2 separate regions of the Homo sapiens genome follow, and region 1 is linked to region 2. Evidence: read pairs that join two places in POLR2A ChIA-PET (ENCODE). Cell type or tissue: PC-9. All regions are shown on one strand. Each heading gives the region's core, and the rest is flanking DNA. Links, peaks and the distances in the headings are about the cores only.

Region 1 (5,642 bases), core at 1,813-4,312, 170 kb after region 2:
CATAGGGGCTCAGTAAACTGGTGCCATGTAGGCCAGGTGCAGTGGCTCACACCTGTAATCTCAGCACTTTGGGAGGCCAAGGCGGGCGGATCACTTGAGGTCAGGAGTTCGAGACCAGCCTGGCCAACATGGCTAGACCCCATAAAAAAATACAAAAAATTGGCCCGGCATAGTGGCGCATGCCTGTAATCCCAGCTACTCGGGAGGCTGAGACAGGAGAATTGGTTGAACCTGGGGGGTGGAGGTTGCAGTGAGCCGAGATCGTACACACTGCACTCCAGCCTGGGTGACAGAGCAAGATTCTGTCTCAAAACAAAACAAAACAAAACCAACAACAACAACAAAAAACCTGTTGCATTGTAGATGTGAATGATCTGATAATATTAATATCACTAGCAGCAGATCCCCTCAGTGTGTGCCAGGCACCATTCTAAGCATTTTATCTGCGTGAGTTCATTTAATTCTCAGAATTACCCTAGGAGTAGGTGCTGTTATTATCCACATTTTGCAGATGAGGAAATTGAGGCTCAGAGAGGTTAACTGACTTGCCCAGGCAATGAGACTTTGAATCATATAAATTATTTCTGCAAATTGGATGAAATCTGTATACTCTAGGAATCTGCTGCAACATGATAATGTTGCAACTGGTTCTTTTTTTTTTTTTTTTTTCCCCCGAGATGGAGTCTTGCTCTGTCAATAGGCTGGAGTGCAATGGAGCAATCTCAGCTCACTGCAACCTCTGCCTCCCAGGTTCAAGTTATTCTCCTGCCTTAGCCTCCCAAGTAGCTGGGACTACAGGCACTCACCACCACACCTGGCTAGTTTTGTTTTGTTTTTTTTTTTTTTTTAGTAGAGATGGGGTTTTACCATGTTGGGCAGGATGGTCTTGATCTCTTGACCTCGTGATCAACCCGCCTTGGCCTCCCAAAGTGCTGGGATTACAGGCATGACCCACTGCTTCTGGCCAGCACCTGGTTCTTTGTAATGACTTTTCATCATTTCCCGTGGCCCCAACTCTGGCTCTCTGGTTTTTACTTGGATTAAGCTATGTTGCCCAGGCTGGCCTCAAATTCCTGGGCTCAAGCAATCCTCCTGCCTTGGCCTCCCAAGTAGCTGGGATTACAGGTGTGTGCCACTGAGAATGGCTCTTGGCTCTCTAGTTTTATTAATATTAGGAATTTTTAGGATTAACTTAAATGATGAGATAAAATTTCAAGAAATTAAATAGTATTTCAAAATCTTTCAAATTTGCTTCTGAACCCCATTGATGTCCATTTTCCAAAGCTAAAATCAGAGTAGATTTTGTGCTCTTTTATTGGAGGGGTCTGGGGGGTTGGATACCGTACGTGATGACTCAGGTGAATGAATGCTGTTGTCCCTGCAGCCCCCTACCCTCGGTGCAGGCTTGTGAAGGTGGGCTTGGACTTGGCCATTGTCTTAGTTCAGGATGCTATAACAAAAATGTCACAGATTGGGTGGTTTAAACAACAGAATCGGCTGGGCACGGTGGCTCACACCTGTAATCTCAGCACTTTGGGAGGCCGAGGTGGGCGGATCACCTGAGGTCAGGAGTTTGAAACCAGCCTGATCAATATGATGAAAACCCGTCTCTACTAAAAATACAAAAATTAGCTGGGTGTGGTGGTGTGCGCCTGTAATCCCAGCTACTCGGGAGGCTGAGATAGGAGAATCACTTGAACCCAGTAGGTGGAGGTTGCAGTGAGTCGAGATTGTGCCACTGCACTCCAGCCTGGACGACAGAATGAGACTCCATCTCAAAAAATAAAATAAAATAAAATAAAATAAAATAAAATAAAATAAAATAAAATAAAATAAAATAAAATAAAAAATAAACAACAGAATTTTTTTTCTGTTGGTTCTGGAGTCTAAAAAGTCCAAGATCAAGGTGCTGGTTGATTCGGTTCCTGGTGATGGCCCTCTTCCTGATTATGACCTCATGTGGCAGAGAGAGATCTCTCACCTGTCTCTTTTTACAAGGGCACTAATCCCATTTATGAAGGCATGACATAATTACCTCCCAGAGACCCTGCCTCCAAACACCATCACACTGGCTTAGGGCTTCAGCATATGAATTTTGGAGGACACAAACATTCAGTCCAGGCCAGGCACGGTGGCTCACGCCTGTAATCCCAGCACTTTGGGAGGCCGAGGTGGGAGGATCGCTTGAGGTCAGGAGTTCAAGACCAACCTGGCCAACATGGTGAAACCTCGAGAATTAAAAATACAAAAACTCAGGCTGGGCACAGTGCCTCACGCATGTAATCCCAGCACTTTGGGAGGCCGAGGCAGGCGGATCACAAGGTCAAGAGATCGAGACCATCCTGGCCAACATGGTGAAACCCTGTCTCTACTAAAAATACAAAAATTAGCCGGGTGTCGTGGTGGGTGCCTATAGTCCCAGCTACTTGGGAGGCTGAGGCGGGAGAATCTCTTGAACCCGGGAGGTGGAGGTTGCAGTGAGCTGAGATCGCGCCACTGCACTCCAGCCTGGCGACAGAGCAAGAGTCCATCTCAAAAAATAAAAATAAATAAAAATAAATAATAAAAACTACCTGGGCATGGTGGTGCACACCTGTAATCTCAGCTACTCAGGAGGCTGAGGCAGGAGAATTGCTTGAACCTGGGAGGTGGAGGTCATAGTGAGCTGAGATCATGCCACTGCACTCCAGACTGGGTGACAAAGTGAGACTCCATCTCAAAAAAAAAAAAAAAAAAGAGAAACAAACAAGCCAAAAAACACTCAGTCCATAGCAGCCACCAAGTGTGAGTTGGGTCTGGCTGTGGGCAGTACAGAACCTGTGTGGTGGAGGGAGGGGACAACGCGAGGGCACCGAGGCAGTGACAATTCAGGAGAATGCTACATTTAGGGATCCTGGGGAGGGGGAAATAGCAGACGAGAAGAGAGGGAGGTGGAGGCCATGGACTGTTAGAAGCTGTTCAGAGTTGCTTGTGTATGGCGTGGGAAGCTCCTGTGGGTATCTGAGCTGTGGAGTAGCTGCTCAGGACTGGGCTTTGGGAGGACAGTGCTGGAAGCAGCAGGTAGGGCAGATTGGGTGGGGGAGGGGGCACAGACAGCTGGCAGGGAAATAAGTTTGGAGATGACCATAAATAGCTCTGCTGTCAACGCCTCTCCCACAACTCTCTCCTCCTCCTATTCTCTGATTTCTAATAATGGCTGTGCCATTCTTCCAGCCCCAGGGATGGAAGTCTGAGTCACTCTGACTCCTCCCCCGGCCATGCCCCATGTCAAACCAGCTACAATTCCTGCTGATTCTATCTCCTCTATACCATCTCTGGAGTCCTGCCTCTCTTGGGGGTTCCGCCAGCACCCTGTGTCAGGCCTGTCCCTAGCTCAGGAACTCTTGTCTCCCTTCCCCAGGCTCTATCCCAATACCCTCTCACCACTGTTGCCAAATGTTACTGTCTGCCTATTGCACACCACAAAACGAATGCCCTGGAATGTTGGCTGGATGAAATGTGAGTCCCCGCGGGATTCACTCCTGTAATGCCAGCACTTTGGGAGGCCAAGGTGGGAGGATCACTTGAGCCCAGGAGTTCCAGAACAGCCTGGGAAACATGCTGAAACCCTGTCTCTACAAAAAATGCAAAAATTAGCCAGGCATGCACCTGTAGTCCCAGCTACTCGGGAAGCTGAGGAGGGAGGATTGCTTGGGCCTGGGAGGTCGAGGCTGCGGTGAGCTGAGATTGCACCACTGCACCACTGCACCACTGCACTCCAACCTGGGCAAAGAGTGAGACCCTGTCTCGAAAGAAAGAAAGAAAAAGACTGGTGCGGTGGCTTGTGCCTGTAATTCCAGCTACTTGGGAGACTGAAGCAAGAGAATCACTTGAACCTCGGAGGCAGAGGTTGCCCTGAGCTGAGATCACACTGCTGCACTCCAGCCTGGGCAACAGAGCAAGACTCCATCTCAAAAATAAAATAAAATAAAATAAAATAAAATAAAATAAAATAAAAGAGCCTGGGCGTGGTGGCTCATGCCTGTAATCCTAGCACTTTGGGAGGCCGAGGTGGGCTGATCACCTGAAGTCAGGAGTTCAAGACCAGCCTGGCCAACATGGTGAAACCCCCATCTCTACTCAAAATACAAAAATTAGCTGGGCATGGTGGTGCGTACCTGTAATCCCAGCTACTTGAGAGGCTGAGACAGGAGAATTGCTTGAACCTCGGAGGCAGAGGTTGCAGTGAGCCGAGTCCCACCATTGCATACCAGCCTGGGCAACAGAGCAAGACTCTGTCTCCAAAGAAAAAAGAAAAAGAAATGTGAGTCCCTGACTGCTCCCAGCTGTCCTGTCCGGCCTCCCCCCAGACCTCAGAGCTCTTTGAAGAGGCAGCTAGATGGACGCTCCTCCCCCAGGCTCTCCAGGGGCCCCTGCATCCGAGGTGCTTTTCTCCTTGCCAGATGTTTCAAGCGTCATCTACACTCCTCTTGGGACACTTTCTTTCTTTTTTTTTTTTAAAATAGAGATTAAGGTCTCACTCTGCTGACCAAGCTGGTCTCAAACTCCTGAGCTCAAGGAGTTTGCCTTGACCTCCCAAAGTGCTGGGATTACAGGTGTGAGCCACCACGCCCAGCAGACATTTTTCTCTTGTGCCTGGGTTTATGGTGATTGTATACATGTGTGTCTGGCTCCCAGAGGGTGGGGACGGAGTGATACAAATTTTTGTGCCTCCACAGGGAACTTGCACGTGACCTAAATTCAATGACAAATTGGGGTTTGATTGAAAATGTGGAGGGGTGGAAATTTTCAATTCCACTGACCCCAGATGGGAGGATCTGAGCCCCTTTCCTTTAAACACCATCTTTCTCTGCAGCAGCTTTCAGGGCCAATAGTTACCATCACCAGGAATTCCAGACCAGCACAATAAATAGGGGCTGTGGTTTCTCCCTCTTTCTCCTTCAAAAAGTAACAGAAAAAAAATTAGCCGGGCATGGTTGCATGTTCTTGTTGTCCAAGCTACTGAGGAGGCTAAGGTGGGAGGATCACTTGAGCCCGGGAGGTCGAGGCTTCAGGGAGCCATGATCATACCATTGCACTCCAGCCTGGGCAACAGAGTGAGACCCTGTCTCGGAAAAAACAAAAAAACAGTAATGGAATATGGGCCAGGTATGTTGATTTGAACTGGAGTTTTACTGCTTCCCAGCAGTGTGACATTGAGCAAGTGTGGTAACCTCTACGAGCCAAATGGAGCTGGCATCAGCTGCCTCACCAAACAGGATTTACGGGAAAGGCTGGCGTGGAGCTGGGGCCCTGGGAGGCAGGTAGTTAGAATCCGTTTAAAGATTTTGCCTCAATTGCCTCCAGCTGCTGCTGTGCTTACAAGGCACACAAGTGCTCCCCCTCTGATCCCTCAGCAGGCAAAGACCAGACTCTGGAACACACCTACAGTGCTGCCTCTGGCCAGGCCTCTGAGATATGAGTCCAACATGCAGAGAAAGGGGCAAGTCCTTGGTGGGGGGAGGGGGACAGCAATTTCATTACCGCCATTTCAGAGGTGGCAGTATGGGTGGCTGACATACGTAAGTCTGATTGTTTGGACCAGAAGGATCTTCAGGGGTCCAGTCTTCCAGTTTACAGGTGTGGACATTGAGATCCAGGCA
Region 2 (5,642 bases), core at 1,245-3,744:
AAACCCCACAACAATCCTGTGATTATCACTCCTATTTTACAGATGAAGAAACTGAGGCTGGGTGAACTCAGCCCCATGGCAAATAAGTGACAGGGCCTGAATCCAAACCTGGAGAGTCTGTCTCCAAAGCCTGAGCTTAACCTTGAAGCAATCTGCTTCCTTCATGGGCACCAGGTGTGGAATAAATTCCTAACTCCTTGGGAAGGCATTCAAGGCCTTTCCCAGTCTGGTCCCAACTATTTTTTGGAAACTCTCCTCTTCCCTTCCTCCCACCACTGTGCAGTCCACACCACTCAGTTCCCAACACACAGTGTCCCTCTACTCTTCAATACCTTCATTCATGCTCTTCCCTCAGGTCCTGTCTCTTGTTCCACATGCCCTATCAAACTTTTTTTTTCTTTTGAGGCAGGGTCTTGCTCTGTCACTCCGGCTGGAGTGCAGTGGCACAGTCGTGGCTCATTGCAGCCTCAAACCCCTGGCCTCAAGTGATCCTCCCACCTCAGCCTCCCGAGCAGCTGGGGCCACAGGCAAGGGCCACCATGCTGGGCTAATTTTTTTTTTTTTTTTTTTTTTTAAGACGGAGTCTCGCTCTGTCACCTAGGCTGGAGTGCAGTGGCGCGATCTCCGCTCACTGCAAGCTCCGCCTCCTGGGTTCACGCCATTCCCCTGCCTTAGCCTCCCGAGTAACTGGGACCACAGGCGCCCACCACCATGCCCGGCTAATTTTTTGTATTTTTAGTACAGACAGGGTTTCACCATGTTAGCCAGGATGGTCTCGATCTGACCTCGTGATCTGCCCGCCTCAGCCTCCCAAAATGCTGGGATTACAGGCGTGAGGCACCGCGCCCGGCCTAATTTTTTTTTTTTTTTAGGAGACGGGGTCTCACTATGCTGCCCAGGCTGGCCTCAAACTTCTAGCCTCAAGTGATCCTCTCACCTTGGCCTCCCAAAGTGCTGGGATGACAGGCGTGAGCCACTACACCTGGCCACCTGTCAGACTTTCTACACAGCATCTTCAAGGCTCTGTTCAAATGTCACCTCCTGGCAGGGTACAGTGGCTCACGCCTGTCATCCCGGCACTTTGGGAGGCCAAGGTGGGCAGATCACTTGAGGTGAGGAGTCCAAGACCAGCCTGGCCAACATGGTGAAGCCCCATCTCTACTAAAAATACAAAAAATTAGCTGGGCGTGGTGGCAGGTGCCTTTAATCTCAGCTACTTGGGAGGCTGAGGCAGGATAATCACTTGAACCCAGGAGGCGGAGGTTGCAGTGAGCCAAGATCATGCCACTGCCCTCCAGCCTGGGTGACAGAGCGAGACTCTGTCTCAAAAAAAAAAAAAAAAAAAAGAGTATCTATTCTTTGACTCACCAATTCTAATTCTGGGAATTCTAAGGAAATGATAAAGTTATATGTCAATAAAAAAGACAAAAAAGATTCGCTAAAAGAGGTTTATCACAACAGTGGTGAAAATTTAGAAATGACCAAAATGTCCCACAACAAAAGAATAATTATATAGCTCACTGTAGCCTTGAACTCCTGTGCTCAAGGGATTCTCCTGCCTCAGCCTCCTAAGTAGCTGGGACTACAGGTAACTGCTATTTTTATAGGTAAAAAATGGTCAGATATATGGTTCAATCTAATATTTGACTTCATACAACAAAATAATATTATATTCCATAAAACAAAATATGAGGTGGTTATTTTAACTGATGTAAAGATATTTATTGTCAAAATATATTCACCATACATGTAAGAAAGAATGTACAGTATAATCCCAATATTACTTTCATTATTATTTTTATCTTTCGAGGCAGAGTCTCTGTCACCAAGGCCGGAGTGCAGTGGTGTGGCCTCGGCTCACTGAAGCCTCTGCCTCTCAGGTTCAGGTGATTCTCCTGCCTCAGCCTCCCGGGTAGCTGGGATTACAGGCCTGTGCAACCATACCTGGCTAATTCTATTTTTTTTTTTCAAGTTTAGAATTCCTGGTTTATTGGGAAAACTTCATAATGAAAACTTCAATTGCCCTTTTCCATGACTTACAAAATAATAATGTGATATTTAAAATGAATTGTTTTTCATTATGTAAGTGGAAATGGTAAAAAATAGTAATAACCCATTTGATGCATCATATATATGCTATTCAGGGAAACTCAAATCCCTGAATTCTCCTGTGGCATGTTTTACATCAGACATTTTAAATCTGTTTACCAAGAAAGACCAGGATTTTAACTATATGTAGGTTTCTACTTACAGTTGCAATCTATCAGAAGCCTGTCTATATGATTAGAGCCCAGATACATCTGAAGTTTAGAAAAGCAAGCCATTTTTCTCCTTAGGCTGTTTTAGTGGCACTTTTGTGACAGGAAGGGCTCTCCTAATCCTTTAGTACACAACTTAACCAGATCTATCAGTCATGATAAATTAGACTGATATATCTAATCTATCAGTCCATCTTTCAATCCAGTTACTCTGGTTCTGAACCTATAAACACAAAACACTACAGATTTATTAATATAGCATTTTCCAACACCCTAACCCTATACAGAACTTTAAAAGAGAAAATTTCATCTAAATATTTCACACCTAAGAAAGCCTTACTAACCACGGCAACAGGTTTGGACCACAAAACAATACTTTCTTAGATGATATATAGAGTCAACATGAAGCTTAGCAAGAATGAATTATTCAGGGCTGGGCGCGGTGGCTCACGCCTGTAATCCCGGCACTTTGGGAGGCTGAGGTGGGCAGATCACGAGGTCAGGAGATCGAGACCATCATGGCTAACACGGTAAAACCCTGTCTCTACTAAAAATACAAAAAATTAGCCGGGCGTGGTGGTGGACGCCTGTAGTCCCAGCTACTCGGGAGGCTGAGGCGGGAGGATAGCGTGAACCCGAGAGGCAGAGCTTGCAGTGAGCCGAGATCACGCCATCACACTCCAGCCTGGGAGACAGAGTGAGACTCCGTCTCAAAAAAAAAAAAAGAATTATTCAGGATATTAATGAGAAATTCTCACAAACAATATGCATTTAGGAAACTATTTTGCTTCCTTAAATAGTTTGAAGGCTTGAAAAAAAAAGCTTTTTTTTTGGCATTTCTTTTAGAATGTTTGGTCATTGACAATTTTTGTTTGTTTTGAGACAGAGTCTTGCTCTGTTGACCAGGCTGTAGTGCAATGGCACAATCTCGGTTCACTGCAACCTCCACCTCTCTGGTTCAAGCGATTCTCCTGCCTCAGCCTCCCCAGTAGCTGGGACTACAGGCATGTGCCACCAAGCCTGGCTAATTTTTGTATTTTCAGTAGAGACGGCGTTTCACCATGTTTGCCAGGCTGGTCTTGAACTTGTGACCTCAGGTGATTGGCCTGCCTCGGCCTCCCAAAGTGCTGAGATTACAAGCGTGAGCCACCACACCCGGCCAGTCATTGACAATTTTTACCATTACCTTCCTCTTCTCCTTAGCCCTTAACAGACCAAGTCCATTCTATTTGGAAATAACAAGAACTTGATCCAATTATTAAATCTTGGAAACCATCTCATTTTTACCTTATAAAGTGTTAAGTTTCATGTTCATATTCTCTTACAAACATAGCATAAATGTTATGGGTAGATATAAGGAAATATTGGCATAGTATAGGTAATTAGTGAAAAGACACAACTTCACAAAACATAATAAAAGATGAACATGAAACTATAACACTACTTTAAAAATATTTTCTCCCAAATTATTTTAGCATTTTTGACTAGTTTGAGAATATGAACACTGCCAAAAAATAAGTTCGAAGTAGCCTAGAGAAACAGTTTCTTCTTCTGGAGTCCATCTTGGCAGTGGCGATTTTCTCCCACACTCATTCCCAAGTTAGGCGGATGTGTAGAAGTACCTGGGCTTGGTATTGCCCAGGAGGTCATCTTCGCAGCTGGGGAGGCAGCAGCAGAAGAAAGCACAGCCAATGAGGATAATCATGGCTGCCCACCCAAAGCCGCAGGCCCAGTTATAGATGGAAGTGACAGCGGGGCTTGGCATGAAGGTTGAAGGTTGAGTGTACTTCACGGGGTAAATTACCAGGGAGATGATCTGGAACACAGCAGCCAAGGCAAGGAGACCTCCAATCACTCTTAGGAAGACAAGTATCTGGGGTACACACAGGACGAAGAAGGAGAGGATGAAACAGATCACCAGGATGCTGACGCCCCAGAAAAGCATGGCAGCGCTGCTCGACCCCACGCGTACTCCATGAGGCTGTGGCAGCCGTCCTCTTAGGACCCGCTGCCGCCGCCGCCGCCCCTGTGGAAGGAAACATCTCCACCACAGCGAGGACGTCTGGACGCGGTCGCTCGACTGCAGCCAGCCGCGGCCGGCCAGCGCGATGATGTCGAAGGCGATGGCGCTGAGTAGGAGCAGGGTCAGGATCCAGCGGCAGCGCTCGCAGGCCAGGCCGCAGCGGATCATGTCGACCGGCGGTGTGGGGTCGAGAGGAGCCGAGCGGAGCGCGGCGGAGGAGCGCGCGGGCCCGGGCGGCGGCTGGGAGTCGCTAATTCTCGTATTTTTAGTAGAGACGGGGTTTCACCATGTTGGCCAAGCTAATCTCGAAATCCTGGCCTCAAGTGATCCACCCGCCTCGGCCTCCCAAACTGTTGGGACCACAGGCGTGAGCCACCGCGCCTGGCACAGTATTATTCTTTCGTGCTTGTCTTAAAGTTGTACATATGCTTAGAAAAATGTTGGTAGGATAGTAACTCTTCACTGGTGGGATCAGGGATGACTTTTGTTTTCATTTTGCTTGTCTTTTTCTTTAATGAGTATGTATTACTTGTGTAATAGATGAAGTAAAGCAGGAAGAAGGGTAGACATGGTATTTGAGATACAGCATTGGAGGTGTTTGTTTGTTTGAGATGGAGTCTCACTGTCACCCAAGGTGAAGTGCAGTGGCACAATCTCGGCTCACTGCAACCTCTGCCTCCCGGGTTCAAGCAATTCTCCTGCCTCAGCCTTCCCAGTAGCTGGGATTACAGGCATCTGCCACCACACCCAGATAATTTTTGTATTTTTAGTAGAGATGGGGTTTTGCCATGTTGGCCAGGCTGGTCTGAAACTCCTGACCTCAGGTGATCCGCCTGCCTCACGTGGTGGCTCACGTTGTAATCTCAGCATTTTGGGAGGCCGAAGCAGGCAGATCACCTGAGCACAGGAGTTCGAGACCAGCCTGGCCAAGATAGTGAAATCCTATCTCTACTAAAAATAAAAGATTAGCTGGGTGTGGTGGTGCATGCCTGTAGTCCCAGCTACTCGGGAGGCTAAGGAATGAGAATAGTTTGAACCCAGGAGGCAGAGATTGCAGTGAGCTGAGATTGAGCCACTGCACTCCAGCATGGATGACAGAGCAAGACCCTGTCTCAAAAGAAATAAAGGTCAGGCGTGTTGGCTCACGCCTATAATCCCAGCACTTTGGGAGGCCAAGGCAGGTAGATAACTTGAGGTCAGGAGTTTGAGACCAGCTTGGCCAACATGGTGAAATCCTGTCTCTACTAAAAATATAAAAAAAATTAGCTGGGCATGGTGGTGCCCGCCTGTAGTTCCAGCTACTCGGGAGGCTGAAGAATGAGAACCGCTTGAACCTGGGAGGCAGAGGTTGCAGTGAGGCA

The links. Peaks named below come from ENCODE experiments on the same cell type or tissue, not always from the same donor. Only the 100,000 strongest peaks of a DNase experiment are listed, where the experiment ranks them.
Region 1: POLR2A ChIA-PET joins it to region 2 with 17 read pairs; 6 of 35 experiments call an interaction of 5 or more read pairs at or near these places.

The regions. Positions count from the first base shown.
Region 1 is chr15:90,104,430-90,110,071 of GRCh38, reverse strand. All of the region lies in intron 2 of IDH2-DT (IDH2 divergent transcript), which reads right to left. Among named protein-coding and RNA genes, the nearest start is that of IDH2, 4.8 kb to the right of the region's middle. In PC-9, for the core only: no CTCF peak of the experiment used is centred there; a DNase peak (open chromatin) is centred at 3,201; H3K27ac peaks cover 394 bases.
Region 2 is chr15:90,273,936-90,279,577 of GRCh38, reverse strand. It overlaps the pseudogene PERPP2. Among named protein-coding and RNA genes, the nearest start is that of NGRN, 11 kb to the right of the region's middle. RefSeq lists an enhancer at 3,810-4,363. In PC-9, for the core only: no CTCF peak of the experiment used is centred there; no DNase peak of the experiment used is centred there.